Linked DNA regions of Mus musculus: region 2 is linked to region 1. Evidence: chromatin loops called from intact Hi-C (ENCODE). Cell type or tissue: left cerebral cortex. All regions are shown on one strand.

Region 1 (2,500 bases):
CCAGTTATTTTTCCTGTTATAAACAAGGATTTGAACATTTCACAGCAGTCTCGCTGTGGATGTGTTCACATCGCTCTCCCAGGGCGGGTGCACCATTTCAGACGTCACCCACTTGGTATCATCATTCATCTTTAGAGGCCAAGCAACTCCCCATTATCCTTTCAGTCAGAGCTCTATATTGTGGCACATGCAGAGGCCCATTTTGAGTCTGCCTTTCCCAGGATCACTTTCAAGCTGACCATGTGACTAAGACCTCACCCAGGCGATGATCCATAGCCTCTCTAACGTTGGTTTTCCCATCCGTGGATGAATGAGGACAATGACCTAAGCCGCAGAGCTGGATCAACTGGATCATCATGAGAGCGGTCCATACAGCATCCACTCTGGTGTTCATCAGAATCAGAGAACGGCCAGTAGCAATGATCTCGTCACACTTGGATGCTGAAGCACACAGCGGGAGTGGGGTGGGGGTGGGGGTGGGGGTTCTGTTCTGGCTACTCCAGGGCATCTCTTTAGGAAAATAATGACAGATGAACATTAAAAAACAAAGCTGCCTGGGCTTGCCCTTGACTGACTAGCTCAAGATCAGTAAGCGTTTGTTGTTATGCGTCTTCTGTTTCCAACATGTTTGTGTGTCTCTCTGTGTAGGCTATGTGTCCTTGGATGCCTGAAAGAAGACAAAAGAGGGCATTAGATTTCACAGAGCTGGAGTTACAGGCGGTTGTGAGCTGTCTGGTATGCTCTGCTTCGAGGTTATCCTGTATTCTTTACCACTGAGCCATCTCTCCAGCCCAGGACCAGCTGCTTTTAAAGATGCTGAAAAGAGTTTGCTACTCAGTTAAAGAAGGATTTCACTATGAGAGGGGAATGCATTGGGATCTATTTCCTCATAGTAGCCAGAAAGGAACAGCCTTCTACTTAAGGAAGCGCATGGTAACTGGAAGAAAACTGGGATTCAAGTCTTCCACTTAAAAAAAAAAAAGTAAAAAACATGCAACAATACACAGTCCTGTTTAGAACTTTATATATTACTGATTTAACACTTGTAGCTTTTGAAGAGGATCAAGAAAACAGAAGGAGAGAGAGAGGGGACAGAGAGAGATCTTTTTAGAAACACAGTAGACAAAATTCGTTTTACAGGTTGTACAGGAAGAAAGGAGCAGAAGGAAATTTAGACAAATGAGGAAAAGACCAGGGAAAAATGGCTACAGGAGCCATCACAGCTCTGACATGACACTGAATAGCTGGCGTTCAGACAGGAAACGCCAGTTCTCCAGGGCATGCTCTGTGTGTAAGCTCCCATGCACCTGTCTGTACCCAGGAAACACATTCAGACAGTCCAGCCTCAGCTGCTCTGAAGTAATTGCAGATATCAAGCACCAGAGGGCGCCAGAGAAGGCCGAAATGCTCGCTCATTCGGATACCCAGGTGGTCCAAAATGCCTTCTAATTATTTATAAGAAAACTTAGAGTTGGTTCTCTGGGTTGTTAACGTATGGGACAATTATGCGTGTGAATTTAGTGTCTAATATACTTTCAGTGTGAGCCGGGTATTTCATAAGTAAATAAGCAGTGTGGGAGGGTTCAGAAAGCAAAGGGATGGCCTCTAACGCATGTGTGCAGTCACTCAGCTGCTTTCCGTGTGCCTGGTGGTATGTTAAACGCCAAGGACAGAAAGACAGGCGGAATCACATTTTCTGTTGAACCCATGTGTAACAGAGATTTTAAACTTAGTGCTACTTTGCTAATTTTTTTTTTTTAAATCTGGAATTCTTACACCCTCATCTATTGGACTCTTTAGAAGAAGTATGTGATGGTTGAGTCAGGCAAGCACAGGAGGTTTAGGCTCGGACTCTATTTGGTTCGGGTTTTGCAGCCCACCCCCTTCTTGTAATAGTGCACTGGTAGGTTATGCCCCGACCCATAGGCTTTATGTATACATCCCATTCAAATAAGTCACCTAGCAACCACAGGACTCCCTCACGCCCTCACCTACAAATAGGAGGTGTGTGTGTGGCGGGGGGGGGGGGGGGTTCTCACCTATGAACAACATACACATTTATTGACCTCTAGTACCAAGATTGAAACAGTTTCTGTTCAAATGTATTCCCAGTTCATCCTATAAAGAGTGGAAGGTTCAATCCAGCATAAACTAGCTTTGGATGCATGCACAATAAGTCAACTGTGTCCTTTAGTTGCCTTTTAGAGAGAATCTCTACTGACCACCTTTTTTTTTTCTCTAAGATTCATATGTACACTGTAGCTATCTTCAGACATACCAGAAGAGGGAGTCAGATCTCATTACAGGTGGTTGTGAGCCATCATGTGGTTGCTGGGATTTGAACTCAGGGCCTTCGGAAGAGTGCTCTTAACCTCTGAGCCATCTCTATTGACCATCTTATGCCTATGTGTAATTGGGGGTGCTTACGATTAAAATCAGATGCCTTATTAGGAAGAACATGCGCAGTAGAGGAAATGATTATATAACCTATCAATCAAAA
Region 2 (2,500 bases), 170 kb before region 1:
CTTTTTGCAGTCCTCACTCTGATCTACCCCACTCTGGAGTACACAGCAGGGCTCATGGGCTCGTGCACCTAGAGAGTCCAGCACAGGGGCCCAAGGAGGAAGGCACAAATGGGGAATGACGGCAGCAGCAGACAGATTGTTCCCACCAATCCGCAATGACCTTTTCCAGATGTTCAGGTCCAGATGCAGAAAGTGAGTCTGCATACCATCTTCCTTTTCTAAGTTTTGGAGAATGAGTTAAAATTGTTCTAGACACCATGACAAAATGCATGCAGTGAAGATGCATTGTGCCACGCTCCAAGCCACGCCCCAAACCATGCCCCGAGCCACACCCTCTGTGAGTGCAGCCACAAGGGCAAGAGTGGGGGTTCAGGCTTCCACCAGGCCTGAGAGCACCTCCAACTGCTAGGGATGGATGGATCTCGTTCACGGGGCTATTGCAGGGTCCAAAGTAAGTGAGATAAGAGGCTTAAAAATACTCAATACATCCTAGCAGTAACTCAATCTTCGTCATATTACCTGTCCACGAGGCAGACTGTACTCTGTATCACTTCCGAGGAACACACTGACCTACCTCAATGGCCGGCTGCTCCCCCACCCCCACCCCTAGTTATCTCAGAATGCCGAGGGAAGATTCCAACAACATGGGCTGCTGATGTTGCTCATTGCTAGAGTGTTTGCCTAGCAGCACGAAGCCTCCGGTTCAGTCTTCGGATGCACATTAGACCACGTGTGGTGGTGTACACCTGTAATCCCGGCATGTGACAGGCTGAGACAGGAAGGCTGCCAGGAGCGTGAGCCCAACCTTATCTCAAACAAGCAAGATTCAAATAACAGTAGAAAACCCCTCCCCTTCTGATTGGCTCCCCAGACTCTCTCCGAGGAGTACTAATAATTACTTCCCGGGCCAAATCATTCTTTGCTGGAAGAAGGCTGTCCTATGTGGTAATAGCCACTGGCTGCTGCTCACCAAACACTAGTAGTCTTACCACCCCAGACCAAAAACAAAAGCAAAAACAAAAACAAAAACTGGCTCTGCTAAATCTCAGGCTGAGAATCTGTTTCTAGGTGTCTCCTAGAAGCTGCCTTTTCAACATTAGCTCTTTAATTAAAAAAACAAAACAACAAAACCAAAACAAAACAAAATAAAAACAACAACAACAAAAACATTTTCAGAAGGATTCCAGACTCCCGACTATCAAATCTTTGCTGGGGAAGATTTCTTCTTTTAATTTCTTTTAATTTCTTCTTTTAATTTCTTTTAATCCCCTGAACCAGGGGATTAAAGTTCCACTCAGATCCTTTTGGCGTAAATCACCACGGCTTAATTCTGATTTTTCCTGATGAAAAGCAACCCATCCGCTAAGATCTCAGTGATCGCTGCTTGCTTCCAAAATTGCCTTTGTAAAGACTCCCTGGACCCGTGAATGCCCAGAGGACCACCGACCAGCCAACCCAGTGTAGCCTCATAAGATCCAGTTCCAGGTTCCCACTGCAATGCTGCAGAGCCACCAGCAGCCTCGAGCCTCCTGCAATGTCTCTTCTAACCACTAGGTGGCAGGAGCGTGCTTCTCGGCTCTCTGCCCTTTCTGTCCGCCAGAGAAGCAGTGACAGGCCATCTCATCAGAGCTCCGCGGCCCAACAACCCCGAACAAAGAACAGCGATAATGATCGGCTAAATTGGAAAGCTGTTGGAATGGGATTCTCTTTACTCGGGCAATTATTAATAAATGAAAGCACAGGAAAGACCGGGGAGAAAAGGGATCATTTAATTAAAGTTCTAATGAAAATTAAGCCATTCCAGAAATAGAAATGGTGTTTATACTGTTCCAATTTGAGCTGACCCAGCTAAGGCCCTGTTTGAACAAAACAGTGGCTGAACTCATTCCGCAGGGTAGGGACAAACTGTCCTCCATTGCAGATCCTTGGAGGGCTGAGTCAGCCTGGGCAGTAGCCTGTCCTACAAGCTGTACCTAGAGACGCAGGAAGCTGAGACTAGAGGATTGCCATCTGAACTACAGAACAAGGCCTTGCCTTAATAAAAACGGGAAGGAAGATGAAATGACTAGGCATGTTCTGCCTCTCTCTGTAGGCAGCCCCAGGGCTGGTCTCGGGCTGGAGTGGGCACAGTGCTTGGCATCTGCATGCTGACATGAACAATCAGACAACATGATCAGAGCAACACTGGTGGTGGACACACCTCCACCCACTGTGTGTGAGGGTCACAATGTTAAGCCATTTATACGTCCGTTCATCTCCTGGGACAGTGCCAGGCTTGCTTTGAAAACGAAGTGGTTACAGGGCTGAGGCGGTGCCTTGGGGGTCATGTGGGGAACACTGCAAGGGAGGAGAGGGGGCATCAGGTCCATTTCCCAAAGAAGCCTAGCTTGGTGTATTCATCTTGGAGATGGCATGGGAAAAGCTATTGTCTAAATTCCCAACAGCTGGGCCAAGCAGAAGGGATTTAAAGCAATGTGTATCTCTATAGGTCAGGATTCTC

What was found. Peaks named below come from ENCODE experiments on the same cell type or tissue, not always from the same donor. Only the 100,000 strongest peaks of a DNase experiment are listed, where the experiment ranks them.
Region 2: a loop joins it to region 1, with 3 times the contacts of the local background. A loop is called at or near these places in 2 of 42 quality-filtered maps.

Annotation. Positions count from the first base shown.
Region 1 is chr7:49,753,818-49,756,317 of GRCm38, reverse strand. It overlaps Gm32962 (a long non-coding RNA gene), which reads right to left. Exons shown (of 2, transcript XR_391460.2): 2 at 157-667. Among named protein-coding and RNA genes, the nearest start is that of Gm32962, 2.2 kb to the right of the region's middle. In left cerebral cortex, a CTCF peak has its summit at 1,388 (motif pointing right); a DNase peak (open chromatin) is centred at 1,380.
Region 2 is chr7:49,922,662-49,925,161 of GRCm38, reverse strand. The region is part of intron 5 of Slc6a5 (solute carrier family 6 (neurotransmitter transporter, glycine), member 5); the gene reads right to left. Among named protein-coding and RNA genes, the nearest start is that of Slc6a5, 14 kb to the right of the region's middle. In left cerebral cortex, a CTCF peak has its summit at 1,549 (motif pointing right); DNase peaks (open chromatin) are centred at 1,561, 1,918 and 2,204; H3K4me3 peaks cover 398 bases.